7 separate regions of the Mus musculus genome follow, and all the other regions are linked to region 2. A link is a loop called in an ENCODE intact Hi-C map of the cell type or tissue named here. Cell type or tissue: gastrocnemius. All regions are shown on one strand. Each heading gives the region's core, and the rest is flanking DNA. Links, peaks and the distances in the headings are about the cores only. Region 1 holds the start of Ptprm (protein tyrosine phosphatase, receptor type, M). Region 2 overlaps Gm36201 (predicted gene, 36201). Region 3 overlaps Themis3 (thymocyte selection associated family member 3). Region 4 overlaps Ptprm (protein tyrosine phosphatase, receptor type, M). Region 5 has its middle 110 kb from the start of Gm36152. Region 6 overlaps Ptprm (protein tyrosine phosphatase, receptor type, M). Region 7 has its middle 29 kb from the start of Lama1.

Evidence for each region. A loop is a pair of places that touch in the nucleus more often than their neighbours do. Peaks named below come from ENCODE experiments on the same cell type or tissue, not always from the same donor. Only the 100,000 strongest peaks of a DNase experiment are listed, where the experiment ranks them.
Region 1: a loop joins it to region 2, with 5 times the contacts of the local background. A loop is called at or near these places in 19 of 42 quality-filtered maps.
Region 3: a loop joins it to region 2, with 8 times the contacts of the local background. A loop is called at or near these places in 15 of 42 quality-filtered maps.
Region 4: it touches region 2 in a loop (2.1-fold over the local background); 6 of 42 quality-filtered maps call a loop at or near these places.
Region 5: a loop joins it to region 2, with 5 times the contacts of the local background. A loop is called at or near these places in 8 of 42 quality-filtered maps.
Region 6: a loop joins it to region 2, with 9 times the contacts of the local background. A loop is called at or near these places in 16 of 42 quality-filtered maps.
Region 7: a loop joins it to region 2, with 7 times the contacts of the local background. A loop is called at or near these places in 5 of 42 quality-filtered maps.

Annotation. Positions count from the first base shown.
Region 1 is chr17:67,351,950-67,356,340 of GRCm38, reverse strand. Ptprm (protein tyrosine phosphatase, receptor type, M) reads left to right here and starts at 1,882. Exons shown (of 31, transcript NM_008984.2): 1 at 1,882-2,384. The coding sequence starts at 2,312. In gastrocnemius, for the core only: CTCF peaks have their summits at 1,769 (motif pointing left) and 2,733; DNase peaks (open chromatin) are centred at 1,659, 2,469 and 2,886; H3K4me3 peaks cover 3,419 bases; H3K27ac peaks cover 3,576 bases.
Region 2 is chr17:67,583,338-67,587,728 of GRCm38, reverse strand. All of the region lies in intron 2 of Gm36201 (predicted gene, 36201), which reads left to right. Among named protein-coding and RNA genes, the nearest start is that of Gm36201, 44 kb to the left of the region's middle. In gastrocnemius, for the core only: a CTCF peak has its summit at 2,364 (motif pointing right); DNase peaks (open chromatin) are centred at 2,352 and 3,000; H3K4me3 peaks cover 326 bases; H3K27ac peaks cover 654 bases.
Region 3 is chr17:66,576,314-66,580,704 of GRCm38, reverse strand. The region is part of intron 2 of Themis3 (thymocyte selection associated family member 3); the gene reads left to right. Among named protein-coding and RNA genes, the nearest start is that of Themis3, 16 kb to the left of the region's middle. In gastrocnemius, for the core only: a CTCF peak has its summit at 2,490 (motif pointing left); a DNase peak (open chromatin) is centred at 2,478.
Region 4 is chr17:67,163,826-67,168,216 of GRCm38, reverse strand. The region is part of intron 2 of Ptprm (protein tyrosine phosphatase, receptor type, M); the gene reads left to right. Among named protein-coding and RNA genes, the nearest start is that of Gm52313, 120 kb to the left of the region's middle. In gastrocnemius, for the core only: no CTCF peak of the experiment used is centred there; a DNase peak (open chromatin) is centred at 2,265.
Region 5 is chr17:67,471,090-67,475,480 of GRCm38, reverse strand. No RefSeq gene overlaps it. Among named protein-coding and RNA genes, the nearest start is that of Gm36152, 110 kb to the right of the region's middle. In gastrocnemius, for the core only: a CTCF peak has its summit at 2,132; a DNase peak (open chromatin) is centred at 2,126; H3K4me3 peaks cover 483 bases; H3K27ac peaks cover 1,520 bases.
Region 6 is chr17:66,678,924-66,683,314 of GRCm38, reverse strand. All of the region lies in intron 29 of Ptprm (protein tyrosine phosphatase, receptor type, M), which reads left to right. Among named protein-coding and RNA genes, the nearest start is that of 1700016K05Rik, 33 kb to the left of the region's middle. In gastrocnemius, for the core only: a CTCF peak has its summit at 2,469 (motif pointing left); a DNase peak (open chromatin) is centred at 2,458.
Region 7 is chr17:67,666,430-67,670,820 of GRCm38, reverse strand. No RefSeq gene overlaps it. Among named protein-coding and RNA genes, the nearest start is that of Lama1, 29 kb to the left of the region's middle. In gastrocnemius, for the core only: a CTCF peak has its summit at 2,627 (motif pointing right); a DNase peak (open chromatin) is centred at 2,630.

The sequences.
Region 1 (4,391 bases), core at 168-4,167, 230 kb after region 2:
GTGACAGCAGTTAGATACCTAAATCCAGGGGGGCTGAGTTGACATCCTGTTCTCAAGTACACCAGACACTGTCCTCATTCTGTCCCTAGTCTCTTTTCTCTCCTTCTTGGGAATCACCTCAAGTCAAAGTCACCCTAGCCCAGGGTCTGTTTCTCAAGGAGCCACCAGCCCAAAACAGCCTTCAGCAGTTAGCACAATGCCTCCTCTGTGGTTTGCAGTAATTGTATTGTTGGGGAGGGGGAGGGCAGCAATTGGAATGTAAAAAAAAATATTAATTATTAATTAAAGAAAGAATTGACACATAATTAAGAATTGACGCATGTGAGGAATGGAGTTTTACATGATATCAATCTCTTCATCCAACATAAAGATGTTACGGGAAAGCAATGAGAGCGCAGTTGGTTTTTACCTTTTTTACGGATGCACCCACAAGCATCAAAATGGGGTGGGGGGTGTGTCTGTCACCGTTCGCTTTTAAAAAGCAAATCTCAATTATCTTATAAGGTATAATTTCATCAAGAAAATCAAGTGGCGGATTAAACCTCTGTCACTTGTTGATCCTTTTGAATTAAGTATGAGACTTCAAAAATTCCCTTCCAAGTTCAGGAGAAGCCCAGCAGGCTCGTTTTCAGATAAAGGCTAGTGGCGGCATAGGATAGTGGCAAGTGAATGGTTAACACTGAGATTTATGAATGGAAGGCCTCATGAGGACTCCTGCCTGAAAACAAGCTGGTCTTGTGTTTGGTCTGGAAGACATAAAAGTACTGGGTCACATATGTCCTGGGAGATGATCGCAAACGTCATCTTTGGCCGGTTCTGGGGCCACCAGAGAGCCTTAAACCAGAGGAGTGGGAGAGTCACTTATTTCTTTGGTCTTTAAAGCACCACTAAGCAGCCAAAGACAGTGTAAAGGTCCCCCAGGGAAAGCAATGTAAGAGCTCTTGTTGAGCACTAACCTACTTGCATGTATCACAACACAAATTGGGATCTTAGTTTAACCAGCATGGCCCGCAGTTAGCTTGGTAAATAACCTACAGGTGCCCTAATGGCTGTACTCTGAGCAAGATGAAGAACGGCTTTTAAAAATAAAATAAAATAAAATAAAATAAAATAAAATGAAATAAAATCTTGAATTTGAGTTTTAATTTAATCATTAATAGCGTTTGTGTTCACTTAATAAAATAGTCGTCTCAGACCCCAAACGGCAAATTAAAATGTTTCAAGACACTCTCCATTTGCACCAGCTGCAGAAATCCTCGGTTCTGCCCAATCCATGGTTCCATGCAACTGCTGTCTTCCTAGCTCCGGGCCGCACTGGCGGCGACACCACGCAGTGGAGCGGCAGAAGCGCATCCTGCTTCTCAGGCGCGGGGCTCGGGCACAGAGGCTTGTGTGTCCCTTGAAAGCAGCAGATCAAGCGGCCCTGGGCGCTGGCGGCTCTGGCTTCTTCCTGGTCGGCGCTCGCAAGCCAGCCGCCACCGCCACCGCCCGGGACACTACCGCCCCGTGCCTGGCGCGCTCCAACTACTCGCCGTCCGTGACCCGGGACAAACTTCTGGCTGGGGCGCGGTCCCTGTCCCCGAGGCCAGCGTGGGAAACCCGAGGCGCTGCGGAGGCGAGCTAGGGTCGAGGGTGGCGCCCCGGGAGGTTGCTCCTGCCCGCCGGGTCCCGCCCGCATCTTGCTGGTGGCCGCCCCACAGAGCCCGCAGGCGCCGCGCAGGCCGAGCTGGCCCGGGGCCGGGGACACGGGCGCTCGCGCCCTCTAGCGGGCCGCGGCGGCTCCGGCCCGGCCGTGACGTGGGCTCCTTCCAGCCGGCCTGCGGGGCATCGCCAGTCAGTCGCGGAGCAGGAGCCCCGCGCGCAGCCTGCGCGGGCTCGGCCATCGGCGCGCCACTGCCGGAGGTGGCTGGGGCTGTGGGAGAGGCGGCGGGCTACAAGCGCGCGATCACAGCCACGGCCACGGCCACGGCGCCGCGGGCGGCTCGGTCCCGATTAGGGGTAGCGCTTAGGCGGGCTCATCACCGGATCCCAGCGAGGATTTGGGCTCCGCGGGCGCGCCCTCCGCTCTCTCTCCCCGTGGCGCCAGACTCTAAGCGGGGGCCAGCGGGAGGGCAGGAGGATCCAGGACGCCGTCCCCACGCCCGGGAGCCGCGGGACTTCGGACTTGTGCAACTGTTGTCACTTTGGGGTCTGGTGTTTCGCTGCTGTCGCGTCTACCCTGGCAGCCTGCAGCTTAGGCTCGGGTCTCCCTTGGCTTCCCGAGGCTACCGGCCGCCGCCGCCCCGAGGCGGCCCGGCGCGTACTCAGCACCATGAGGACACTTGGGACTTGCCTGGTGACTTTAGCTGGACTTTTGCTAACTGCGGCCGGAGAAACATTTTCAGGTAAGCGAGACACCACTACCGTTCCCGGGGCGCCTGGGACGTAGGCGACACCCGGGTGGGAGAAGTCCGAGGCGAGCTTCAGGGCCGGGCAGGGGCAGGGAAGACCCGGCATCGCGTAGCGGGTGAGCCGGGCTGGCGGATGGCCGGAGGAAAACAGCTGTGGAGCCACGGAGCCCGTACAGTACACGCAGGAGCCCGCAGGACAAGCACGGGCGCAGAAACAGGGACCTCCATCTCGGCCCCTGTACCCTCAGGGCCTGGACTTGTGCATGGGGGCTCAGTGTTCTTGGGCGGCCTGGGCAGGAAGGGCAGAAAACTTTGCCTAAAGTTCCCAGCTGTAGCCGCCGGGAGTAGGCGCTGAGCGGGCCTCTCGACCCTGGAGGCAGCCGCGGTGGACTGCCAGTGCTCAGCTGAGCTTGCGGCGAGCGTCAAACCTAGAGGTGTAGCTGGCGACCACCCCAAACTTGACATCCCTGCCGCCCCCTGCCCGGCGCGGTGGGCGACCTCAGCGGGTCCCCTCTGTGGCGCGGCTTCGCTGTGCCAGCGTTCCCTTTCTGCACCGCGGGAGGTTTCTGAGATCCTAGAGGAATCTGCTGCTCCCCAAGCCCTCGCCACTGTGGCTGAGCGCCCAGATTCCATCCTCGGCCTCCCTAAAGGTGTGCAGCCCGGGTCCGGACAACTTGCTAACCCAGCTCAGCTGCGCGGGGGTCCTAGCTGAAAGGAGGGGGCACGTACTGGCTGTGTGCATCAAGCCAACCGGAGGCTGTGCTCACCCAGGCTTCGCGAGCCTTGAGGAGCTCTTGGTGTAGACAGAGGGATCTGGACCAGAGTCAGGGGTCAGGAGCAAAACCGAAGGTGGGTGGCACAGAGTAGCAGGGCTTCTGGTATCTTCTGTCCCAGGAGGACGCACGTGGATGCTTGGCAAACGCTGACAACACGCGCACACTGCCTCGTGTTTATTAGTTTCACGAATGTCCACACACAATGGTGGCAGTGGAGTGTTACCTTTCTCTTTTAATAAAAAGGGCCGCATTTAACCTTGAACAAGAATTGCAAAATGGGGTTTTATGTGTTTTCGGGAAGGCTGAATAAATTTGTTTTAAAAAAGAATATTGGTGAAAGGAACTTTCATGAAAGTAAGGAGTACCATTTACAGACATTAAAGCCACATAGACCTCTGGCCAGTGGAAGCATCAGGTTTGCCTTTCTGGGCATCCTGGGATGCTAGTCCTTTGTATTCATAGGCACGGAATAGGCACATAGGTTACATCAGGCTTGGTGCTGAGCAGCAAGACCCTTGCGCATAGTTGGTGGTAGAGAGGGAGAGGAGCTGCTACTCAGCTGTGCAATGTGTTGAACGAAACCCAAACTGACAACTTCGGTAGAGAAACGCGCTTCCTCTAGCTTACTTACTTTCTCCCTAACAGTGTGGCCATCTCACTGCAGATGAGGTGTTGATGCAGGCACTCACAGCTGTCTGATAAAAAGTGGATACAGATTTTGGCTGTATTCTTATTAGTAAATAATAAAGTAAACGTGTGTCACTTTGGAAGCCCCGTAACTCGGTATTAAAAGCCAAGTTTGAAGGCCTAGGTGATGTTTTCTCTCTGTTAGCATGCCTAAGTCTCTTAGATGGGGTTTGTTTAAATTTAAGCTGTGTCAAGTGTCATTGTGGCAGAGTCTTAAATCGTGTCTAAGGAGGTGGGCAAAAGTATTTGTATGGTTCAGTGGTATTCTTCTTAAAGATCCTTAAAGGATCCTTTTAACTAGCAAAACAAACTTTAGCTAACATTTACCCTTATTTTCCTCTTGCTGCGGGGGGTGGGGGGGTGGGGTGGGGGAAAGTCATTTCTATTTGTGTTTTGGTATGGATGGAAACACCTTTCCTTTTCTATTTGGAAATCTAGAATTATCCTTGTATGTTAGCGGGGAGAAGGGAAATGAAAGGCTGTGTAAAAACGATTGTTGGGAGATGTTGAAAATGTAAAACTTTGAAGTTGCCAAGGT
Region 2 (4,391 bases), core at 267-4,266:
ATGAAACACTGTTGGCACAGAAAAAAACAAATTCTTTCATCATTTACTCTTATGGTAAATGGTGGCAGGCTCACTTGGACCCTGCTTGACCGTCAGTCAGCTATGTCATACTTAGCCATGCAGATGTTCTGTTTAGAAAATTACAGTGCATAAACAAACAAAAAGAAAACCAAAAACCAAAAAACAACAACAACAACAAAACCCCATCCTTGACATCAAATTTTTACCGCACATAATTCAATTGCTAGAGACTAGAAGCACTTAGGGTCCCCTGGCATCTGTCTGCAAATGCCACTTGATTCCATTCAGGTGCCAGTTAATAAGGTTGAGAGGAATTTAATGGTAGTTAGAGAGGTGACATGCACACAGGGGGCTCACTTCAGTGTTAGTAGGACAAGGGACAAGTCACATGGCCATTGCATAGGTGTGTGTGTGTGTGTGTGTGTGTGTGACATAAATTCCACAGGAAGTAAATGGAAATAGTAAAACCTTGAAAAAAGCCAAAGGGTTGATTACATACGAGACCATGTATCGTCCCACCATATCCAGATTCTCTAGACTGAGGGCTGAGGGACTGAGTTGGCAGAATGAAGAGTCGAGCTCACCAAAGCAGCTATCTAACATCAGCCCTCCAGAGCACACACACCATGAGGCAGACTTTGTCTCTTCTAGTTCCTACGACCCCTGACTTCCCCCTTCATCAACCGTTTCTTTTTGGATTTTATCTGTAGCTCTAACATGTCACAAGACATAGTGTTCACACACATATATCCCCAAACAGGTCTTGGGGGAGGATTGAATTTTAAGCCCTTTGCTTTTTGAAGCAACACATGACATGTAAACCTGTGTTTCCTTCATTTGGGTGTGTGTGGGTACATGCACGTGTGGCACCTATGAGTTTTTGTGTGGCTTACAAAGGCCAGATGCTGCCAGTCATTAGCACCACTGTTATTACTATTTCGTGTGTATGGGTGTTTGGTCTGTATCACGTTTGTGCCTGGTGCCAGTGGATGCCAGAAGAGGGCATTGGATCCTCTGGTTGGAGTTACAGATGGTTGTGAGTTGTGAGGCAAGGGCTGGGAATCAAACCTGGGCACTCTCAAAGGGTGACTAATGTTCTAACTGCCGAGCGATATATCATTCCATATCCCCACTGTATTGGCTAGTTTTGTGTCAACTTGACACAGCTGGAGTTATCACAGAGAAAGGAGCTTCAGTTGAGGAAATGCCTCCATGAGATACAACTGTCAGGCATTTTCTCAATTAGTGATCAAGGGGGAAAGGCCCCTTGTGGGTGGTGCTATCCCTGGGCTGGTAGTCTTGGGTTCTATAAGAAAGCAGGCTGAGCAAGCCAGGGGAGGCAAGCCAGTGAGGAACATCCCTCCATGGCCTCTGCAACAGCTCCTGCTTCCTGACCTGCTTGAGTTCCAGTCCTGACTTCCTTTGGTAATGAACAGCAGTATGGAAGTTTAAGCCAAATAAACCATTTCCTCCCCAACTTGCTTCTTGGTCATGATGTTTGTGCAGGAATAGAAACCTTGACTAAGACACCCACCTTTGTTTATTTGTTTGTTTGTTTGTTTGTTTGAGGCATGCTTCTCACTGAACTAATAACTTGCCATGGAGGCTAGGCTGGCTGGCTAAGGAGCCCAGGGAATTTCCTCTCTCTGCCTCCCAATTCTGAGATAAGTCCACATGAGCATATTGGCTCTTTACGTGGGACCAGAACTAAGGTCCTTTCTCGACAGAGCTCTTCTCTCAACCCTGCTTCCCTTTTCTAGATATTTCTATGTTAATCTTGTGCTTCATTTTTGCCTAGGAGAGTTTCGTTTCTAGTTAGGGATGGTAGAGAAAGGTGTCCACCTCTGCTCAGGGAGGGGGAAAACCAATGATGTTCACATCACCTTTACCAATACTTTGTAATTCCACAGCCTTTATATTCTCTCCAACACCCTAAAATAGCATATATAAGAGAATGACTTTACCCATGGGCAAAGCTCCCCTTAGGTCACCCATTAAGCACAGAATTCAGTGATTCCATGGAAAAGGTTGTATCCAATGTGCAGACATAATTGCTTATTTCTGCCTATTACCCGTTTAGTTCCAGTTTCAGTCACCAAGTCTTTCTAGAAAGTGTGGGCACCCTTCAGATCTGCTTCTCCATGCAGCCTCTGGCTGCACAGGGCCATGCCTCTCCCAGAGTCTTTTCAGACTTGTGGAAATCCCCCTGCTTTAGAATCAGCCACATGATTCAGGCAGTCACATACGTGTGCTTTTCTGTCTCAGTAACACAGACCTTTGTGTCCAAAACTGTAGCTCTCTAGGCATCTATTCAAAACCATTCTATAACCGGACAGCAGGTGGCGCTCTAACTTCAGGAGTCCCACTCCTAAAGCCACCACCACCAAGAGACAATATCGAGTGCATTTAAAAATTTATATATATTTTTCTCCGCCAAGGCAGAAATGTACTCCATTTTCTTTAACCATGTTCATTTGCTTCCTACTGTGTGACTCCAACTGGGTAATAGGAAGCCAGACTTCTCCCATGGTTACTTTCTTTCCTAGAGCAGGGTTCTGAGGGAGTCAGGGTATAAGCTGGGCAGAAACAACAGAAATTCTGTGTTCACCTGCAGAGATGCTGCCCCTCCTAATGGCTCCCAGTGGTTTCTTCAAACATAAGGGCATGCCAGCCTATAGCAGGCTCATCCTAAGATGCAGAAACTACTTGTTACCCTGCCCGAGGCAAGTGGGATTAAGTAAGAGAACATAAAAATGTCCTGTCCCAGAACATTAGGTGGACATCTAGGTGACCAGGCTGCAAGCTTGGGGCTTACTTCCCCTTCACAAGGAGAGAGCACCTCGCTTCCTGCCTGCTGAACACACACAGAACACCAGCAGAGGGTTTGGGGGCAATGGTACACTCACTCATTCCTTTATTCGTTGGATCATCTAACAAATCTCCAGAGCCACTGGCACTCCCCACGCATCACTGAGTTCTTGGTGTGAGAGCAGCTGGTCAGTAGGCTCTCTTCCCTCCATCTGGACGGAGAGAAGGAGATCTAGACTGTAACCGAAGGAGAGGGCGTGGTTCAGGCAGACAAGTGCTTGCTGTGTCAGTATAAAAACTGGAGACTGGTCTCCAGAACACTTTAAAAAGCCAATCATGGCAGCTCGATTTAGTAATCCCAAAGCTAGAGAAATAGAAATAGACATATCTCAGGTGCTCACAAACAGACAATTTAGGGGAATCAGTGAGCTTCAGGCCAATGGAGAGACTGTCTCCCAAGACAGGGAGGACAGCACCCAAGGAATGACCCTGGAGGTTGACTTCTGACTCCTACATGCGTGATGACAGGTTCATGTGTACATGAACACACACATACACACACACACACACATGAGTATAAACAGACACACATGATAATGCACTCATACCACACATACACATGAAATACACACACACCTCACATACACACACAAACAAACCACATACATACCACATATACACACAGAACCATACAGACACAAAGACACAGATGCACTCATACCATACATACAGAAGAAATACACATCATCATACACATGACACGTATACACATACAAACCACATACTCATGTGCACACACATATGACACATATGCAGACATGTACATGACTACACACACACACAAACACTGTAAACCGAGCCAGGCATGTGGTATATGTAGGTCTGCAATCTTGGCTTCCTGGAACACAAAAGGGTCTGGAGATTAAGGTCCCCCTTGACAAGGGTGAATCTGTAGCCAGCCCTTGCTATGTGAAACTTTGTCTCAACAAAACCAAGAACTTTAAAACAAAACAGAAAGGAAACTGTGAGCTACAAATAGAGTTTTAAACTGAGACGCTACAGAAAGAAGAAAACTGACAGGTGCTGAATCAGGCCAGGAGATGGGTTTGGAGCCCACAGAAAACAGCAGAATCATTGTCTCTCCCATGATACCCCACCCCCTACCCGTGACCATCAAGAAATGCATGAACCATTGAAACATAAGTATCCAGTGGCTGTGTGGAACACCCCCCCCTGCAGTAAGGAGCCCCTTTGACTCATTGCCTCTTATTTTTCTGCACTGTGGCATGGTAACTGACTTCCTCTCTTTGCAGGAGGATTGCCGGTTTCTTCCCAGCTACCCGGCCCTATGACGTCACCCTGCTTTCTTCTCGAGATTTTACCTTCCATAGAAATAGGATGCAAGGGAGAACTGCAGGGCAAGATGTCCTTGTGAGTCTATTGTCCAAAAGAGACGCGAATGAGGAATTGAGTGAATGGATTTCTGAAGTGGCTACTACACTTCTAATGGCTTCCATTAGTGGGGACTCGGTTGCCCTATCTAATAAATCGACACATAAGCA
Region 3 (4,391 bases), core at 186-4,185, 1.0 Mb after region 2:
GTGTTATCCCCGGGACTGTAGTCCTTTGGCGCTGAATGCTCATCCCAGAGACCCACAAAAGAAAGGGAATCCTCCCTTGGGGACACTATTTGTATTTCATGTTTATTGTTTACTTTTCTTGCAACACAAAATATCAGACAGAGAGAGGCCAAAGAAGCAAAAAGGGTTTATTTGAGGCCGCCGGTCACATTGTATCCATCGTTAGGAAACAGTGATGAGCGCTCAGCTCTGTTTCCTTTACCTTCCGTCTGGGACTCCAGCCCACATTTAGGGTTGGGCTCCCCACCTCAGTTAACCCAGCCGAGAATCTCCATCATAGACATGCCCAGAGGCTTGTCTCTTCCGTGATTCTAGATCCTGCAAATCTGGTAGTCACTCTTAACTCTCACAACTGGTACCCAGCAGGTAGAGTGAGTTGTGGAGGAAACGGGCGAAGCCCTGAGTGTGCCGCAGACAGAAGGTTCCAGAAAGAAGCAAGGGCCACAGAGAGAGGGGCGCACAGAGCAGAGGGTGGCCTACAGCCTAATGAGGGAGCCACACCCCAGCTCCTCGGCAGCAAAGCCCTTGGAGTTAACATCTGTGAGTCCCAGTTACCCCACCAAGACCTTGCTGTGGGTCTGAGGCACAATGGAGGTCACGGGGCTCAATGGGCAGGCTGCTCAGGTGCAGCATAACGTCAAGTTTGCTGGAACCTGGAGCTCTGTCCTCCGTTTCCGGCTGTTGCTAGTCTCCCCAGGCCTTCCTCCTTTTCCAACCTTTTAACTTCCTGTCCTGTGTGATGCTGGACAAAAGCAGACAATCACTACGAACCTCGGCATCTTTCATCAGTAACAAACAGGATGTTGTCTGCAGAGCAGTTAGGTAAGGTTGAACACTGTAGAGCCCAGCTTCTGCCTCCGCCTGTGCACCACAGAGCTGGTTGTGTTTTGGTCACGGTGTTTACCACAGCAATAGAAACACTAACCAAGGCACAAAGTCAGAGGGAGAGGGGAGAGAGGGGTGCTTTTCTAGACAACTTGATACAACACAACAGTCACATAAGGAGCCATGCCTGGGAGTCCGTTTGTGCCCTTGTCCATCTCTATACCTTCACACGAGCCTTTCCACCAGTCTCTGCTGCTATAGGACAGGTTGTCATGTGATCCCTCAGGACCTCGCTGGAGACTGGTGACAGTGTGACTCTTACCACCACATCTTGTCCTGTTCACTCACTTTGGTACACTCTACTCCCCTGTGAGAGGTTCTCAGCCATGTCACTGTCCTCCAGCTGGAATCTGTGAAGTATAGTCCCTTCGAGGGACAGCAAGGGGCTCCCAGAACAGGTGCTGGGCAGATGGGGATGAAGGTGGGTGTGGGCCTTGCACCTGGAGTCGTGGGTTGAGCACCTGCTGCGCTTCCCAGCTGGAAGCTCCTGGGAGCCTCCCCGCCCCTGTCTGCCAGGTACCTTAGACAAAATCGGAACAAAAAGCTTTTATTGATACACTTAAAAAGGAGTGGCACAGTAACTTGCCTACTAGGGTTCTCCTGCTCCAGGACTTAGTGAATGTGTGCCAGACCTCTTTGTCTGAGGGGGGTGAAAGGTACCTTTGGGGGTAACAGCCCAGCAAATAATCTGTCTTACGTGACTACTGTGCTGTTATGAGCTGTCAGGAAACTCACCACTCGCCCTGCTTGAGCTCTGTCCTTGTGCCTTGGTTAGGGTTCCTATTGCTGTGATGAACACCATTACCAAAAGCAGCTTGGGAAAGAAATGATTTATGTCAGCTTACAATTGGAGTTTGTCACTGAGGGGAATTGGAGCTGAAGCAGAGGCCATGCAGGAGTCCTACTTAGTGGCTTGCTCCCTTCTTATAGCACCAGGACCACCAGCCCAGGGATGGTCCCGCCCACCAGGAGCTGGGCCCTCCCATATCAGTCATCAGTGAAGAATATACCCCACAAACTTGCCCACAGGCCAAGCTGATGGAGGTATCCCTTCAATTGAGGTCTCTTCTTCCTGATGAAGCTAGCTTGTATCAAGTTGACCAAAGAAAACCGAGCAGCCCAACTGAGGTGGTGAATAAGGACCTTGCAGGTGAATTGGATGGAAGGAACTGTGAGTAGTAAAAATAAAAATACTACTTTGAAAATTATGATTAGGATATGATTAGAATTTATGGAACAAAAAAATGCTCCAAAGTTTTAAGTACAGTTTATTTTCCCCATTTATGTATTCTTTACGGAGGAAAGAATTTTATGCCGCCCAGAGCGACGGTATGAAAACTATGTTGACAGGTGGGCTTTCCTGTGGTGTGGGCGTACTGTTTGTTAACACTTTAGAGTGGCCGAGTCACAAACTGAAAGCACACACTTTAATTATACAAACATCCCCAAACATGGAACCAGGACAGGGCATCATTCCTACCTGGGCCTAGGTGAGTCTCCCGCCAGGAATTCCGCAGCAGGGAAATGGATCTAAGCATCTTTGCTGTGGTGACAGCGCCATCTTGTGATCCTGTGCAGTATTAGGGAAGCGACTGCCCTGGGCATTTCTCAGTCTGTGTGCCTTCGGAATCCTCCTATGTGAGTCTTTGAAAGCCATGTCTCCTCCTGGTGCTGTATAAGTGTGTCTAGGGCTCTTGTGCAGCTGGAGAGGAGAGGGTGGGTTTAAGAAGTAACAAGAATCTTCAACTCTGGGAAATCTCTCTGACTTAAGGAAAGCCACGTTCATCTGTGTGGGTTCTACAGAACCAATTTATCAACTAGGCTAGGGGAAAAAGCGTTCTAGCCTTTTCTGTGTGGTAAGAGAAGATTCGTGATAGGTATAAGGCCTTTCAGGGCCTGATGCTGCTACCTTTGGGAATAGAAATCGCAGAAGAGTGTGTCAGTGCCATCCATTCTTTATGTTTCTGTCAGACACTGTAGGTCAATGTCGGTGCTCTTGAATGCAATATTTATAGGCCTCCCGCTGGCCTGGCATTATCTTGTTTTCAGGAAGACATACACGGCGCTGTCAGAGGACACACTCTGTGGTCTTTAGATTTGATGAGCTCCAGCTTGAATGACAGCTGAGGTTGTTAATTATGACTGCTGTGTACCTGGGAGAAAAATCTAATAGAAAGCTTTATTGATCCACTTTCAAAGGAGTGGCATGGTAACTTCTAGAAACGCTGAATGAGCTTGCAGCTTCCTATTCTCTGGAAGAGACAACAGATAACAATTTGAGATGCACAATGACTCCGCGGGTAGACTTGGGACTTCTGTTTAACTTGATAAAAATTCTGCATTTGATATAAGTGCCTGGAAAGAAAATCAGCCACCCTTGTTAGAGATGGGTTAGGGAGCCGGGCTGTCCCTGAAGAGGTCTATGTCAGTGACTTTACTTCAGCGGCATAAACCTATGCCACTCTCATTTCCCTTGTAAGTGCTAATTGTACTTTCTATTCACAAGCAACATGCTTTCATTGCATAAAGTTGGAATGGAACAGGTGCCAAAAAAGGATGAATCACTCCTATCCCTGGTGGGAGTTTGCAGGCTGGTTCCAGGTGTTTGTTCATTTGCTTGGCTTTGTTTTTAGTGGGGTGTTTTGGTTTGGTTTGTTTCTTCTGTAGATTAGTTCTCCCTACCACCACCACCACCTCCCTCCTAGATTTTGTTTCTTCAGTTACATGGAAACCACTTTGAGCCAATTAATTTATTCCATCATATGCATATATATGTATATATCTAAATAATGGAATATATACATATATCACGGAATAAATTAATCATAAATAAATAATAAATTATAAATATATAAAATTAGTAAATAAAATTTAAAATAAATAATAAATTAATTATATATAATTTATGATGATAAATATTATATATCATATATGTCATATATAATTAATTTAAATTTTTATATGCATGATTTTATAATTTTTAAATCTGAGTTATCAGATAAAATGTCATAATCTCACGGTGCTGAGTTTTAGCTGGCCTTATTTCCCGAATGGTCTCAAAGCACAAGAGTAGCTTTAATGAGCCAATGGAAAGCTACAAAGTCTTTCTTTTAAATGAAAAGTAACATTGAGAGAGACACAGTATCCATGTAACTTTTCTTGTGGTAAACTGTCATAATTGTTTGTTGTTGTTATTAATCATTTCTGTCATTTGGATCTAGACTGTTCCATAAAGGCTTCCTAAAGGTTTGGGCCACAGCCCTTAGCACTCCTGGGCAGTGGAGCTTAGTGGAACGTTACTGAGGGTTCTGAGGAGAATGTTGAAACTCCAGCCCCTCTTTTCCCTCTGTCTTTGCTTTCTGTGTTCTATGAGGTAAACAGATTTGTCCCATGAGCTCCCACTAAGTTGTGTTATCTTCCCACAGAACCAGAAGCAACAGTGGTCTAGACCGAGAGCTAAAACGCCA
Region 4 (4,391 bases), core at 216-4,215, 420 kb after region 2:
ACCCATTCTCTTTCAGTGACTGCGGTGGTCTGGATTGCTTTCTATTAGAATACTCTGAAGTTGTTAACAGGAGGCTGTCCACATGCATTCATTGATATTTAAAGCCACTCCTAGGGCTGGAGTTAGAGCTCAGTGAGAGAGATACTGTCGAGTAGTCAAGATATCCCGAGTTTCAATTCTGAGGCCAGAAACAAACAAAACAGCAGGTAATGTTCACGGAGGGGAAAGTAGGTTCTAAATTTTATGTCACGATTGCATTCTACAAAATGTTGCATGTCCTGTTGGAAGTTATGATAAAAGTATTTTCAATGACTATTTAAGGGGAATGGTTTGGAATGATGTATGTTTACATGTATGCATGTGTGTATGTATGCGTGCACACACACATGCATAGGCCAAAAGCCAAAACACAACATCTACTGTTGTTCCTCAGGTGCCACCTTGTTTTGTTTTTCTGTTTTGGTTCTTTTTTTAGATGGGGTCGCTCCTTGGCCTTGTGCTAAGTTGTCAGGGCCTGTTGGCCAGTGAGCCCCACCAAGATGTCCGTCTCCATCCCCAGGACTGAGATTGCTAGTGTCTGCTCTTAGTCCTGGTTTTCTCTGTGGATTCTGGGGGTTGAGCCCAGGTCCTCAGACTTATTATAAGACAAGTGTTGGCCAATGGATCTACCACTAGAGCCCATTAGCTTTTCTTAATGATCTTTTTCTTTATGATTTTTTTTGTTATCATTCATTATCTGGGATTGGCGCAAACATTTATTCAAATGAGAAAGTGTTGTGTATGCTGCCTTAACTGGTAACTGGTAACAAGTAACTACTTAACTGGTAACAAGTAACTAACTACTCAGGGTTAAGAATGTGTGGTATTTTGAGAGTTCAAATAAATTATATTAATGCTGTTTAGTTATTTCTGGCAACAATCCATTGTTGAGTCTTGAAATGAAAATCACACAGGTGTGTTGGTGTCAAGCCACCAGAGTCTGTCATTAGGGAGGGCAGTCCCAGCAAAAGCATGGAATTTAAAATGTGTAAATGTGTAGACTAATTCCGTCATTGACATTCTCAGAAAAATGTGGCCTACTCAACGAACCCGAAAAATAGGGTAGTCAGAATTAGATATTTCAGAGATGTTTGATTATGTAATAATGTAGTGAGCAATTTGTGTTTCCCATGATTGTGTCTGTACAAACAGAAGAGCCAAGTATGTCATTTCAACCGTCGCCTTAAAGCTGGAAGAATGGCTTTTGTTGAAATGATACCAAAAGCAGCATCTTCTCAGACATTTTTTCATGGTGAAAGCATCTATTGTAATCTACCAATGTCTATTCTCATACCTACTATTTGTGGATGCTGGGAACCGAACCCACGTCTTCTGCAAGAGCAGAAAGTACTCTTAACCACTGAACTCTCCAGTCTTGATGCCAATCATTTTTGGCTATGTTTGGTACAAATGCACCGTGGCTGAAAGTCCTCTGGTTTGCCTGATTCAACACCCCTTCCCCCCACCAGGTCAGTCATTTCTCAGCCATGTTTTGCTTAGAAGTCCTTTAGGGTGACTCTTCTTGATAGTGGAGGCATCTTTTAATTACTGAAGTTTCCAAGGGACTTTGACGAAAATGTCAGCAGTATTGTAGACGATGTGGTGGATTGTCTCTATTTATGTGACCTACTGAAGTGATGACCTCAGTGCAGGCCTCTGAGAATGGCTTGTTACAACTAATCACAGGGGATTGGGTAACATACAGATGTGCATTTAAATAGTGTTGAGGTCATCATCATCATCATTGGTTTAGCTGCCCCTCGGGACAATGAGCTGAGCCCTGACGTTGGCTAAGCAACTCCCAATTACCCTTTCCCATTCACAGCCTTTGGTAAGCATCTCTTTGAGTTTATGTCAGTGACATTACCGTCTCTCTAAAATTAGGTTGAACACCTACATAAATATTTACCCCGATTCAGTTTTTTTTTTATGAAAGTTGATAAGCCACAGTCATTCTTGTCATCCTTAATTTGCATGAAGTCAAGAGCCATAGAGAACTTAGCCCTGATCCAAAACTATCTCCTGGACTGTTCCCAACCATAGGAGCTGAGCCACAGGACCAAGAGTGCTTGTCTTATGTAGCAACTGTTGACACTAGGCCAGCAGGACGCTTCAGTCTTGGGCAAGGCTTCCAGCACAAAGGAATTTGATTCCAAGCAGTTTGTACATCCTCCTCTTTCCTCCCCAGTGCCCCCTTGTTCTCCACACACATCCAGGGGTGCCAGTGGGCATGGCCCTGGTGGGGACAGAATGACATGATTCCTGCCCCTGGCACAGGGCCAGAGGACATGGCTCTCCCCCTAGTGCTGATGTCTGCCATGAGTATAATAATGTACATATTTTATATTCCTCTGTTAAGGAATACCATTCCTGCTTATGTTACTGACTCCTGCTATAACAGGGGACCCCCATTCTGTATCACTCCAACTCCTGTGTTCTCTGGGTGTTACCTGCCCTCTCTTGGGGGATGTGGTTTTAGCTCTCTCCAGGATAGTTTTTGGTACAATGCTAAGTGTTAATTTTAAAAATCACATTTTTAACTCTTGTTATACCAATGCATTCCCCATTCTCTTACTAAAGTCATGTAAGGATTTGAAAAGCCTCTCTACATATTCTTTGAGATCATGTCTTCCCCTGTTCCTGAAAGGAAAGATTTCTTACGATATCTCAGTAATCACTCATGAAGTCAGTACTGTGCATTTTCTCAGTTCCCTTATTACTGGCCTCTCCTGTCGTGAGTGTGCAGCCATGAGAACACAGGGGAGCTGATGGACCTCAAAGACTGTCGAGTTTTGGAGAGTGTATATAAACCAGGATCTTATCCATAAGAGTCAAGTTAGATGTTTGTCTGTAAAATGTCCCCAGGCCCTTAAAGAGCAGTGTCCCCATGATTGGCATGAACAGTGAATATGTCCAGACTCCCTGCACAAGCAGTTCCAATCATTAGCCAAGTGAGCATGAAAATGCCATACCAAACATGCTGAAGAGTTGCCCGGGGGAAAGAAAGATCCATGATGATTCTAGAGCTCACAAGCCTGTTGGTGTGTTAGCAAGTGTAGCAGGCAAGCCCATTCAGAAATGCCCCGTTTCGTTCCTTCTCCTTGGTCTCATAGCCTTTTCACGGATACCACAGCCTCCTCCCTCTTTCGTTCTCTGAACTTTTCTTCTACCATTTGCAGCTGGAGACAGGCATAGGTATCCCTTGCTGGTCCTCATCTCTAGAGTCACCTCACCTTGCATGGTCTGTCTGTCCATCCTGCGTGCTGGCTTGGAGTCCATTGCTATTGGCAACCATCACTCAGGCTTCAGGATGCTGTCTCTTTCCCAGGACCGCTTGAGGAGTTTGTGTTAATTAGCTTAGGAAAGGCTTCCACGGCTTTCAACGATTGTTTGTGGACAAGTACAGATGACAGTATGCTCCCTGACTGCGGTTATTGAAAGTATTAATGTGGATGCTGGAAATGGTATTGAGCATTGAAGATCATCACTGAACCATATGGCAGGGAAGAAAAACTAGTGACCGAGAGCACTAGCATAATAGAAATAGAGTTTGTTATTTTTGCTCTACTATAATTCTGTGTTAGGATTCCCTTTTGTTTCTACGAATGTGTAGCGTTTAATCTGAGTTGTAAACTGACAGACTTAAAACCATCGACATGAACCTCCTATTGGCTTGGGTTGTGGCTGCATTAAGTTAGCCTGACAGGTCTACAGAGAGAATGGCATCTCTGCATCTGTCTATTGACTGCATCTCTCAGAGCATCATCACACCATCACTGAAAATCTCCCATGCATCAGGCTCTCTTGCTATGTGGTGTACACCGTCACTCCCAGCACCCAGGTCTCCGAGGGAGTCACCATCCCATGGCTCCATGTAAGCGTGGAGGTGATTCTAATCATAGTGTGGCCATTAGAACGATAGAAAACTATTGCTGACCGCAAAGCAGACTCCAACCTCCACCGTTCCGCTGTGGTGACTCTGAGGCGTAGCTCCAAACCCGACTCCTTCCTCAACAACTCTTGCTCAGCACCTCTTGAAAATGTTAACTGCTGATAGCAGTGATGGCAACTTACTGTTAAAATATTGCTTCTGAGCATCCAGGGATGACAACGGTGGATGGTAGGGGGATGGAGCAAGGAAGAATGTTCTAGACAGATACGTTGGCTTCTCGTGTTTACTATAACAAACCACTGTACACTTCTTAGCCTTAAATAAGGAAAGATATTCATAGGTTATGGCTCTGGAGGTTGTAAGTCTCATCCAGGGTGCGTTCTGAACTAAAATCAAGATGTAGGTTATATATGTATAGTACATGTATATACATATGTGTGTGTGTGTATATATATATATA
Region 5 (4,391 bases), core at 131-4,130, 110 kb after region 2:
TTTTGCAAACTTCAAGTCATATTTGCTTTGGGGTTTTTTCCCCCCTGCAAGGCAAAAACAAAACAGCCCTAAATTTCCAAACTTTCAACGAATTGTAAATTATTTTTCAAGGAATCAAAACGAAACAAACCTAGACAGGCAGTTCTGGAGAGATGGCTCGGCAGTCAAGAGGAGGTGTTGAATTCAGGTCCCTGAACCTACAGAAAATCTAGGGGTAGTCATGAACACACCTGAAACTCCAGCGCCGGCTCCCTGGGGCTTGCTGGCTGCCAGCCCCACTAGAAAATGCAGGCTCTGGTTCAGTAAGAGACTCTGCCTCAAAAAAACAAGGCAGAGACTGATATAGGACACCCTTCTTCCTCTTCCAGCCTTGTGCATAAGCACTGGGCCACACACAGGCGCCTGATCCATACACACATATGCTTCCTACACATGCTCTCTCATGTGCAGGAGTCCGCCTTTAGTTTCATCCTATTTGTCGCTGGGTAGGTGGGGCAGGTAGGTGGGACTCTCCTCTACCCTGTGCCAATCACAAGCCTTGCTCTCCAAGACCCGCCTACTCAAGCAGCCTTTCACCACACACTAAGTGTATCCTCTCCTTAGGCTTAAACCACTGATGCTCCCCTAGGCCAGCGCCATCCCTACTCTTCTAGATTTCAGTGTCTGCTTCTAACTCTATTTCATTTTCAGCTGAGATTCCTCGAAGAGTAAGGAGTTGTCAGTTAATAGGCAATCCTTAGACCAAGCCACCTGATCGAAATTCTGGTTTGTTCCAGACGACAGGATAAAAACCACATCATTTTACTATCAAAAACATTAGTTGTTTGATGTTTTTATTCCTGACTTATTTCAAATTAAAGTGATTAATTAAAACTTATTAACCAACCATTAAATTATTTAAATTTAACAAATTAGATCACTTTAATTGACTTAATTAATTTAAACTTTCAGATACTTCTAGTTCCAGGTCAGGCTGCAAAGGTGGCTGTGATATTTTTGTTTGTTTGTTTGTTTGTTTGTTTGTTTCCACAACCATTTCTGACACCGCAAATCTGTGTTGCTCCCTCAGGCTCATGGCTTCTTCAGATGACACAGATTTCTTTTTGTGTTTATCCATGCTGCGATATGCAGATTCCTGTAATAAAATCATAAACCTTGCTTCTAGCTAGTAGAGTCACAAAATGGAAAATGTTCCCAGATGTTATGATGTAAGGGCTGAGAGTATACGTGGAGACTGCTTCCCTTAGCTACCCCAGGCCCTTGGGTGCTGCACCAGCGCCATAATATATAGAGAACAGAAAGCGGAAGCAACGTTCTGAAAATGCCAACCCAGCCGTTTTCCGGTTAGAGCTGCTCACACGTCATCATTGGTTTCTGATGCGCTTCCAGCCGCTGGGCAGTGTTTTAGCTGTGCACCATAGACATTGCACTGTCCTCCACAAGCAAAGCCTCGTCCAAGGCTGCCCCCAGGAAGTGGGGGGCATTGAATTAACACCCATGCAGTCTGCTTTCAGCAGCCACGTACCTGTCTCAGCAGCACCCTGTCCCTCTTAGCTTCCAGTAGAAAAAAAAAAAGGCATGTTGGGTTGTAAAGTGTGTCATGGTGCATTGATCCGGTCACCTGGTTGCCCTCTGGTCTCCAGTCCACCATCAAACAGGCTCCTGATGATTTTCCTTCATTGTACACATGGATGAAATACAGACTCATAGAGGGAAAAAAAAAGCATAAAACATATATTTATTTTATGAAATTACAACAGGTCGAAAGGGGGTGGGGGAGATAGGCCGTTTACACCAAGAATCAATGAAAACCCTGGGGGAAAAGACTTAAGAAAGGAACTCCAAAGTGTTTTCCTAATTTCTGGTCATTAAATTACTTGCATCCTTCATTCTCCCGGGGCCACACTTACAAACAAGAGAACTTCCAAGGGAGAGGAAGAGAAAAGAGTGAAGAGAAAAAGAAAAAAGATTGTGAAGCTGCACATCTCAAGAGGGAGGGGCTGAGGTCAGTAGGGCTTGTGAGATGACAGCTCTGTTTACTAGGTAGGAGTCAGGTCAGAGACCTTTCTAGGAGCTTCCAGCTGCTTCTTGTCACAATGGGGCTGCTCCTGCTATGCACAGTGCCTTCCCCAGAGGGCGCCGCACTCTGTTATTTCAAGACTCCACTGAGTTTGCAGAGGGAATAACAGGTCTTTCTGTTTGCTGTGTGAAATTCCATCCATTAATTGAATCTGTGGAGAATTAGTCTACAGGTTCTTCCACTTTGCAGTCTAGCAGCAGAGAAGTGCTATCCACACAGGCACAGCCCCCTCAGCTGTGCTTTCTACATCCAGCCTGACCTTTAGGCCAGCAGGCAGTGTCAGGCTCAAATGCTTTAGGCATCCGTGAAAACTGAAAACGGAGCCCTGGGGTGGGACACATCCCTGGAAACTCAGGGACACAGACTTAAAGACAGACATTAATTTGTGGGCTTATGATAGTTGGTCAATGCTACAGTTTGAAAAAGAGACCATTGCACACCTTAGATGTTTTTAGATATCAAGTTGATAGGAAATAAGTAGGTAAAAGAAAATAGTCAGCTTTTAAAGATGTAATTCTTTTTTTTTTCTGGAAGCTGGGATAGAGCCTCCAGTCAGCACACAGGTAAGAGACCCTCCACTTTTGTCTTACACGTAGAAGATGGGTTTCCAGTCCTTTCCTGAGAGAAGGGTAGACTCTTCACTTCCCTTACAGTCTTATAAAATGTGCTGTTACTCAAATCCTTTTTGCCTCTCATGTAGGTAGGTGGCTTTGTACTCTTAAAACTGCCTTATGAGGATTCTTTTAAAACTGCACAAAACACTATTAGGAGCTAACTATTCTACTGGCAAACAAGAGATCCACTCATTTAGAGGTGGTTATCATCTGATTCCCGTCATAGCCAGTTTCCCTGCACCGTTTTATTTTAAGAAGGGGATTTTCTGTTTGTGTGCGCCCTGCTCTGGAAGCCCAGGTTCTACCGCTGAGCTGTACCTCCCAGTCCCGCCCCCCAGCACTGATGGTTAAAAGCACGTCTTTATTAAGAATCATTCATAGCCAGGCCTGGATGCCAAGGTCTTTTAGAGGCTGAGGCAGGAGGACTGAGTTTGGTAAAGCCCTGCATGGGCTTGAGAGTGAGTTCAAGGTCAGCTTGGACAGCTCAGTGTGACCTTGAAATTGAAAGTAAAAGGAGCATGGGGGATGGTTTAGTGATGGAGAGCTTGTTTAGCGTGTACAAGGCCTTGGCTTCCACCCCCAGACTACAAGAGAAAAACAGACAAAACCACCACCACCCCACCCCCCTTGATGTATTTGAAGTGAGCAGCAGCATACATTCTGACACACACAGCACCCTGACCATCTCTGTCAGCTCTCTATCTACCTTGCAGATGCCATGCTATTTGCTCCCCCACAGGTTTCCTCATAAGTCCAAAGTGTTTTCTTCCTGTTCTCATGAGGAGTTGAGAGCTGTGTTGATGGACCCAGCCCTGTATCATTCACAGGTACTACCTTCCCCACACGAGGTTAGGGAGGAGCCTAGCATCTTCCCAGGAACGTCTTTTGCATATGCAGCACGCCAGTTAGGAACAGGCAGGGCCGAAGGCAAGTGGGGAGTCTGAGCATTTGAGGACAAAGATCTATGGGGAAGAGAGACCCACTTCTTAGACACACTGTACAAAAATGGCAGCCTGACAATGGATTGATGCAGAGGAGCCTGGCACCTGTGTGCACACACTGTGCTGAGGAGTTCAGGATGAGAGGACCCTGGACCATGACTGTGTTTCCAGATACACTGTCCCTTCTGTTCAAGGTCCACTCTTCTTCTCTTCCACTTCGTGGACAGTGAGGGGGTGGGCATGTACCCTGAAATTCTCTTCCATTCTCAGCCCCATGACCAGCAGTGAGGATCTTGAAAATACCAGTGAGCAGAGTTGTTACAAGCTGAGCTAAGCTCATAATGAAAAAAAAAAAAAAAAAAAAAAAACATGAGATTTATAAATGAGATGTTTCATGGCTTTCAACAGCGCGTACAGAGAAGAGATCCATTAACCTGGGTTGGGCTACTGAGAGCATTAGTTCAATTGTCGTTGCTGGCTCCTTTTAAACCTTTATTTTAATGACTCTGTCACTGTCTTACTTTGAGAATTAAGAGGCAAATGCATAAAAAGTAAACAACATTAATGCCTGCTTCTTGCTGGAAAACACTGTTTTTCAAAAGGAAGTGTTAGGTTTACTTTTTTAAAAAGACTCCAATATTTTAAAGCACTGGCTAGGTCACTTTTATTTAGCAAGGCTTTTTGAAAGCAATGGAGAACAAAAAAAAAAAAATCATCATTTTCTCCAACTGGCTTTAGCAGATAGAAGCAGCACAG
Region 6 (4,391 bases), core at 143-4,142, 900 kb after region 2:
CGCCTTCCCCTTGCTGTACATACAGAAGAAACTAGAAGCCCCACAGAGTTTGATTTAATTCACCATTTTAAATCTAATAGTCCAGTCCTGGTACCTGGGACTCTGCGCTCTTCCTTCTTGTGTCTTCCATCCTTTGCCACATGCCTTCCCCAGTGGTGCAATGCCTCATCACGGGCTTGAACCCACAGGACCAGCCAGTCATGGAGAGCTGTGGGCCGTCATCTCCATATGAACTGTTTAATTCCAGTGTTTGTTACAGGGACTGAAAGTTGACAAGCGCAGAACCAGTGTCCTCTAAGGGTGACATCTAGGGCAACAGTTGTAGTAGGTGCTAAAATGTAAAAAAGCCTCCAGCCAGATGCTTCCAATGGGACGTGTACAGTGGCAGTAAGCATTGCCTTCAGGCCACACTGAAACCAATTAACTCCCAGTCTCCACGTGGTACCCGGGCATCTGTGCACGGAGAACTCCTGGATGAGTCCTGCATGCTGTCAACGTTGAGAGCCTCGAGGAGAGAGTGCCTTGCTTCCCAGAGCACTTTCACCCACACTTTCTCACTGGCAGGGATGTACAGCTAACTATCCAGCTGAACTGGCCTAACGGAACAGGCAGTTAAAGAGCATGGCAGTCGGGGAAGGTGCTCAGACATCTGGGCCAGTTAAGGGTGTGAGCATACGCTGTGTTTCTGAGGAGAATCCTTAGACCCATATGAGAAGATCAGTCCCAGATTGAAGGGCAATGAGCTTTTCTGCAGACCAGACCACCCTAAGTTTATGTGGCAAGTGGGTAAGAGGCCGGGTTATCCCCTGCTCCCTGCCCTTACCTCAGGCAGTGGAAGCCCTGAATTCTCCTCAGTCCCTTGGAAAGAGTCTCCAGAACATCCCAGCTCCCACCTAAGTCTTCCCCGTCTGTCTTGTGAGGAGCACTATACCCCTCCCTCACCGCTGTCTCCTCTCCGTTCCTATCCATGGACTCGATGCTTCAGAAATCTATTCCATCCCCCTTCTTATTCGTCAGACTCAAAAGAAGCGTTCACCGTACTCAGTGGATCGAATTGCAGCAGCCTTTCTTCCCCGGCCTAGGCAGCCATCTTCCAGTAACTTGCCATGATGACACGTACTAACATCGAATAGGCACACACACTATGTTCTCCAGGCCTCTTAGGAAATACAGAGTTGGACTTGTAGGGGAAGGAAGCCAGGTACATGCAAATCTACAAGAAGGGTGATATTGTCACCATCCGAGGAATGGGCACTGCTCACACAGAAACACCCCGTAAGCGTTGCCCTGGACAAGAGTCTACTATATCACTCAGCACGTCGTAGGCGTCATTTTGTAAGCGAGTGAGTTAAGGCAAGAGCCCTGCCAATGGATGTGCAGGTTGAGCCTATCAAGCGCTCTGCGAGCCAAGATGGCTTCCTGAAATGACGGAAGGGAAACAACCGAAAGGAAACCAGAGAGAAAAACCCCTGTATCCAACTGCTGCTCCAGCCTGCCCCGCCCAGACAAGATCACTCAGTAAGGACGACGGGAAGGAGCCTGGGTCACTGGAGCCCAGTGCACATGAACTCCTAGCTAACATACAAAAAGAAATAAAGAACCTAAGCTATTTAAAAAAAAAAATCCCAGCAGGGAAATTAACATCCAGTTAGCTGACATTAGATCTGTAAGACTTTGGTTTGCATGGGGTTGTTTTTGTTTTGTTTCATGGTCCTGGAGATAGAATCCAGAGCTTTGGGCATGCTAGGCCAGTGCTCTACTGCCAGGCTGCAGTCCCCGAACAGTTGTTTATAATCTTACTATTAAAAGTGGTTTTCAAATAGCCCTTCCACATCATATCTGGAAGTGTAACTTATTGTGAGCCTGGACTAGCTTTCTAACAGAATTCAGTTCTGGAACCCTCAAGAATAGGTCACGAGTGGGGATAGATGAAAGAGGGAGGGGCATGAAGGAAATATGCAAAGGCCTGTTCCATCACTGCGCCTTGCAGGCAACGTTCTTCCAAAAGCCGGCTGTGACCCTCAAGCTAAGCAGACACAACCCGTTCTGTGTGGTGTCTCTAAGAGCGGGCAATTTGGCTTTCACAAAGAGTGGGGGGTGTCTGTTATTCCCCCCCTGCCTACCTGACTTCCCTTCTTATCTTCTGTTGGGGCACCACACCCTCAAGCTCCCATAATTCCCGGTGCAGCTGCTCCTTGCTTTCTGGGTATAATGTTGGGTGTGATACTCAGACCTGGAGAGAAACTGCTTTGCTTTGCTTTGCTTTGCTTCCTTCCTTCCTTCCCTTCTTCCTTTCCTCTCCCTTTCTTTTCTTTTCCTCGCTTACAAGAAGGTTTAAACTGGTATCTTCCAGTATTGGTCAGGAAGTTAAAATAATAATAATAACAATAATAATAATAAGCTTTGTAAGCTGTTTAGCAGTCCTCTGTGAGGTATTCTGCATGTTGCAGCGCCACCTATTGGTGAGGGCAGAGAACACCTGCATGAGAGCTTTGCAGGTGGAGTGGTTCCCTAGGCCAGATGATACTCAGGGGAGTGTATGCAGAGAATTCTCTTCCTTCTTATAAATGTCTTACTGTTTTTAAAATAAAACTATGTCCTCATTCTGAAACTGTGGAAAGAGTGGACGTGGTCGTGAGCAGCTGTTGAAACAGGAGGTAAAAAGCCAATGAGCAAGGACCATGGAAAAATCCGTACAAAGAGCAAACTCAGAAGCAGAAGCAGATGCGCTTGTGTCGCCTGACCAACAGCAAGTGACTGCAGGGCAGCGGGGACACTGGACACATCCACCTCACTCCTTTTGGATGTACCATCCCCAGCTGTTGAAAGCAGAGAGCAGAGCTTCCATGAGAACACGTGGGAGGAACTCCTCGAGAGCAGGAGGTTAGCGAGGGCTGAGTAAGAGTGAGAGAGGGCACAGAATACTGGCCACCGGGGAGATGTGGTGATGCACTGAATTTCACTGAAATGATGACCTCATTTACAAGGTGTGCATAGATAAGGAGAGAAAGCAGGAGGAGGGCGCTGCAAGCCACACATCTGCAAACCGTAAGAACAAGAACATCCAACCCCTTAGTGTTTAATGAGCAAAAGGGTTAACAAGGATCACACGTTGGAAGAGAAAGCGTGGCGTGTAGCTTCATGGTAGAACCCTTGTCTAGCATACGCAAAGTCCTGGGTTTGATTCCCAGCACTGGAGAGAGAGGGAAACAAAAACAAAAACATCTAAAGAGAGGTAACCAACACCATTTGGGGTTTAGTGGAAAAATCCTCATTAAAACCACTGCTTGCCCATCAGAACGGCTGAATATTTGACAACACAAAACAATGTTCCCAAGGGCTAGAGATGCTGTAGAACTGACCAGGGTACAGCAGTGTGAGGAAGGGAGGAACTCGGGGGCTGACGGAGACACTGTGTGTGGATCCGATAGAGCCAGCGAATGCACATTTGCAAAACGTAACTCCAATACCTACTGGAGAGTTATATACTCAGTGATATCCAACCAGCCATGTTAGGCCAATGAGATATCTCATCAGGTCAAGGCGTTTGCTGCACAAGCCTGCCTAGAACTCACATAAAAGCGAGAGGAAAGAGGATCTACTCCACAAAGCTGTCTTCCAGCCACCATGTCCATACTGTGTCTCGCCACTCCCTCAGAATGATAGCAGTGCCAGGCTTAAGAATGTGGGAAAGGCTAGTTACCTCTCACAAAAGAAGCCAGTGCATGGAGAGTACAAGAAGATCATTCTAGAAAATACAGATGTGATCCAAAAAAAAAAGAAGAAGGCGGTAAGAACATGGACTCCTCATGGCTAGAGCAGGATTGTTTGGGGGGCAATGAAAATAGTGACTGGTAGATCTTAGCACACATAATACAGTTCCCAGCTTTTATTCATCACTATACCAACCTGTCAAGGTCAGTATAAATAATAAAAACAAATACATTTTCAAATGGTAGGAGAGAGAGCTATTGCTTATGGTAGAATGCTGAACACAGGAAGAAAATATAAAGCCAACATTAGACAAATAAGACAGTCGTAATTAATGGCTGAAAACAAGACCTGCCCCTGTGTGTGAAAATCAAGGGTGATTGAGGAGAATCAGTATATTTACATAGTCCCAAGGTTTCTCACCCCAAAATGCGTATTAACTACTAAGAGAAGGATGATAACTTGATGGTGAAAATCCTTACCAACATCGTCCTATGGGTAAGATGAACATCCTGGGGCCAAGACACATCAATGCATGGATCCCCACAGAGGCTGTAAGACTCCTGCTCTGGCTCTCTTCATGAAGTCCAATCCCTCATCTCCAGTGACAAAAAAAAAAAAATATATATATATATATATATATATATATATATATATATATATATATATATATATATATG
Region 7 (4,391 bases), core at 202-4,201, 83 kb before region 2:
TCATGCCATTCCCTGGGCTGCACATATATAAACCATCACAATATTCTAATATGATATGTAGTATGTAATTATATATACTAGGATAAATATACATATATATGTACACACACATATATTCTAATCACTCAATGAGCTTTTAATTAAGTTTCTTTCCTTTTTAAAAAAATTCCTATATACTGCATGTATGTTTGTGTGATGGTGTCCATTCCCCTGGAACAGACAGTTGTGAGTTGCCATGCCTGTGCTGGGAATTGAACCCAGGTCCTCTGGGTGAGCATCCAGTGCTCCATATCACAGAGCAGTCTCTCCAGCCCCTTGATTAGGTTTCCCAGCACACCTGTGTCTTGGATTCTTCCCCTATAAAGTGGGAATCACAATAGTGCTTGGCTCAGGGTTGATGTGAGAGTTAGAGGCATGAACATCAAGACATTTACATCTAAATAATGGCTAGAGAGTAATGAGGACAACAGCAGCCACATGAGAGAAACCTGTAAGCACTGGCCACTGGTTAGTGCCACTTCTTTCTTCCTTTGGACAAGCATGATGTATGTGTGTTGTACATTTTTAGCCATCAGCTTTCTAGGGGAAAGTCTTGATTTGTAATGTCTGCCAATTGTTGTGGTTGAAATAGCTCCCTGTGGCTATCACCAGCGTGATGCCACAGAAGGCAGAATCAGGACGCATGTGCAGAAACCCATCCCGCTACTTACATACACGGACAAAAGGAAGACGAAGCACCTCGCTGAGGTAGTGGCATAAGATAAGAGTACTTATCTTGAAAATATAACACAATTTATCTCATAATTCCTTTATAAGATGTCATTCTTTGGGGATGTTTGGTTTGGTTTTAGCTTTGTTTCTGTCTCATCCACTAGGTCAGGCTGGCCTTGAGCTCACTATTGTAGCCTATCCAGGCCTTGAATTTATGATCCTCCTGCCTCAGCTTCCAGCATGCTGGGATTAATGGTACAACTATCATGTTCAATTTTGTTGTTGTTGTTTTTGGTTTGTTTGTTTGTTTTGTTTTTGTTTTTTGTTTTTTTGAGACAGGGTTTCTCTGTGTAGCCCTAGCTATCCTGGAACTCACTCTGTAGTCCAGGCTGGCCTTGAACTCAGAAATCCCCCTGCCTCTACCTCCCAAGTGCTGGAATTAAAGGTGTGCGCCACCACTGCCTGGCTCATGCTCAATTTTTATTTATTCTTTAGTAAGAATAAATAAAAATTGTTGAACAACTGGGTTTCAAAATGGCGGTATGAGGCAGTGTTACCACATTATTGAATATGTCCACTCTCCTGATCTCAGTGCAGATGACACCAGTGCCTGAGTTCAGCATTGAGCCTTTGAGTCCCCAACACAGAACCTTGAATAGCTCCAGCCAATCTGCTAAAACTGGCAATCTTGTTAAGTTTTTCTATGTGACTTCCCACATGAAGTGTATCATAAAATTTGGGCTACAAAACTCAGAGAACAAGTTCTTTTATTTTGTTTTTGAATTATTTGACAACTATTCAATAACTTAATTTATGGTTCTCAGGTTCTGGTGAGCCATGACCACCCTGCACTCTCAAGTGCTCTGACAAAATAGGTAGACTGGGTGTGGTGGCATTCACTCATGATCCCAGCTCTGGGGAGTCAGAGACAAGAGGTTCTCAAGCCTGAGGGCAGCCTGGGCTGTCCATAGAGAAAGCTTGTTGTCTCAAGAAGGAATAATAATAATATATAACAATCACACAATTTTAATGCAATCAAATATGAATGAACATTAAATATAACAGCTGCTTAAACGGACATGTTTTTGACTTGACAGTCATTTATCCACTTATTGACATCTACTCTGAGGTAATGTTGGCTGGAATCCTGAGTGATCAATGTGTCCCCTTGGACTCTCCGAAATCCCTGTCCTGTGCTTCTATAAGGCTGCGGCTGTGGCCCTGAGAGAAGACACCAGACAGAGACAAGCAATTCCAAGAACGCCGGTGCAGAGATTGGGTGGATGTTTGCGCTAAACTAAAGAAAGGAAAAGGAGAGGAGTTTGAGATTAGATGTTTGTAACTTTAGGCTACAGGTCACGTGGGTGGAGATGACCCCGCTAGTTGGGAAATAAGGTAGTCTTTTGGGAGAGCTGGTGCAGACTCAGAAATGCCAATAGGTATGCAGCAGCTACATTCCAAAGCTGGTAGTCCAAGAGCTGGGGAAGACTGTCCAGAAAGCACCCACAGTCAAAGATAAATAACAGTGACCATAGACATAGTGATCACCATTTCTTTAAAATGAAAACAAAAACCGTAAATCTAAACATTTCTAAGCAGGCTCAAGGTTCTCTCCCAAATAATCTTCTAGAACTCAAAGTAAGAGGCAGATTCTTACAGGACCATGAGTATGCACAAATAATTGTGGATACCCCCTGCCAGGTGCCCTGATGGAGTGTGCCTGGGCCAGCCAGAGCCCCAGAACCCCTCCCAGTAATGTTAGAGGTAAAATGGAGAGTTTTCTAGTTAGGGTTTTAGACTAACCTAAAATAAATTACACTGAACTCTAGAGAAGTCATCTTAGTTTTTGGTGTGAAGGGTATCGGACTTCCCTGAGCTCAAGATTGTGATTCTTAGCTCGATGCCCCACTAGATGGCGCTGCTGATCCACACAGCTGGAGAACCCACTCTATCAGAACTAGTGTCCTAATTTGGTTGTGTTTTACTGTGACAGTATGCTTTCCTGTGTTGGCATCAGAGACTCATTCCATCATCTCCTTGGTCTTTAGCAGAAATCTCTGTTTCAGTGCCTGTCTCTTTTGCTCTAGCTCCCTGTCTCTGTCTCTCTGTCTTTCTCTCTCTCTCTCTCACAGAGAGGGAGGGAGGGAGGGAGAGAGAAACAGCAGAGAGACAGACACAGGGGGACAGACACAGAGGGACAGACACAGAGACAGACACACACGCAGACACATACACACAGAGACAGACAGACAGACACACACACACAGAGAGAGAGAGAGAGAGAGAGAGAAAGAGAAAGAGAGAGACAGACACTGGGGTACAGACACAGAGACACACACACACACAGACACATACACACAGAGACAGACAGACAGATGCACACACACACACACACACACACACACAGAGAGAGAATTCTTACAGTATAGCTTCTGTGTGGCTTGCACATTACCATTTAGATGATGCTCATCCCCCAAGCCCCATTCCTTCCTTGGGTCCTTCTGAGGATTCTACAGGAAAAGTGGAACTAAAGAAGCTCCCCTGCCTCTCCATAGCAGGCTTCCTTTCCTATCTCCTTTCTTCTCACACCCTCCCTTCTTCCACACAACCTTCCTGACGCCCTTCCCCAATCAGAGCCTTCGATCCCCACACCTTCTCCCTCAGCTTCCCTGATGGTGCCTGCTTGACCGGCTTAGTCTCTGGAAGCATCTACCCTCTGTCACATGAGGTTGTCTGCCTTCCTCTACCCTGCAGGGGGAATGCTTGGTCTCCTTGGAGCTCAGCTACCGGCTGCAGCATCCCTTCTTGCCGGGTTTAGGAGAACTGGTTAAGGACATGGGCAGGTGGCCTGATGACTTGGTCACTGTCACCAAAGAGTCCAGAACCTAACTGTCAGGATCCATACTAGTTAATAGCCTTGCAGGCTGCCATTCTTAGAGAGCTCAGTGGGGGAGGGAGGCTGAAGGAATGCACAGGACTGGAGACAACCTTGAACTTGAGATTAGAAAAGGTTCCCGAAGCAGAGTGGGTGAGCTGGCTGAGGAAGAGAAAGCAGAGCTCACCAACGCCATGGAGAGCAACCCCACCAGGCTGAAACGAGTGCTGAGAATTAGCCAGCTGAGCCAGGAAAGGCAGCAGAGACACTCTGTGAGGGTCTTGGAAGGAGCCAGCAAAGTTCCTCCAGACCTCCCTGGGCTGGGCACTGCCCCTTCCTTTGGCCACTCACATAAGGCCTCAATCCAGTACCTCAGACCCTGTGCTCATTTGCAAATCAGCTGTTGGCGTCTGTAATGAAAGTATGTTGGAGTCACACAGGAGTAGGGCAGGCTGTTACTCAATGACTGGTGTCTCCACAGATAAGAAGAAAGGGGGACCAGGACATAGCAGAGACAGACTGGGAGTGTCACAGCTAAGAGACAAGACTCACAGCATCCAGCAGAAGGTGCCAGAAAGGCTCCTGTGGGGTGCATGGCACACATCACAGCCCTTAATATTTTTATATCTTGGACTTGGGGTCAAGGATCCAATAGCATCCCGCCCATGACAGACCCTTTTTAGATTCCACAATACACTTGTTTATTCTGGACATAGATGTGAGACTCAAAGATATTAGACTGATTTCCAGTGATGTCCAGGAGGCCTCCATGCCACCCCAAGTTGAGGTGCTATGTGATCTATGT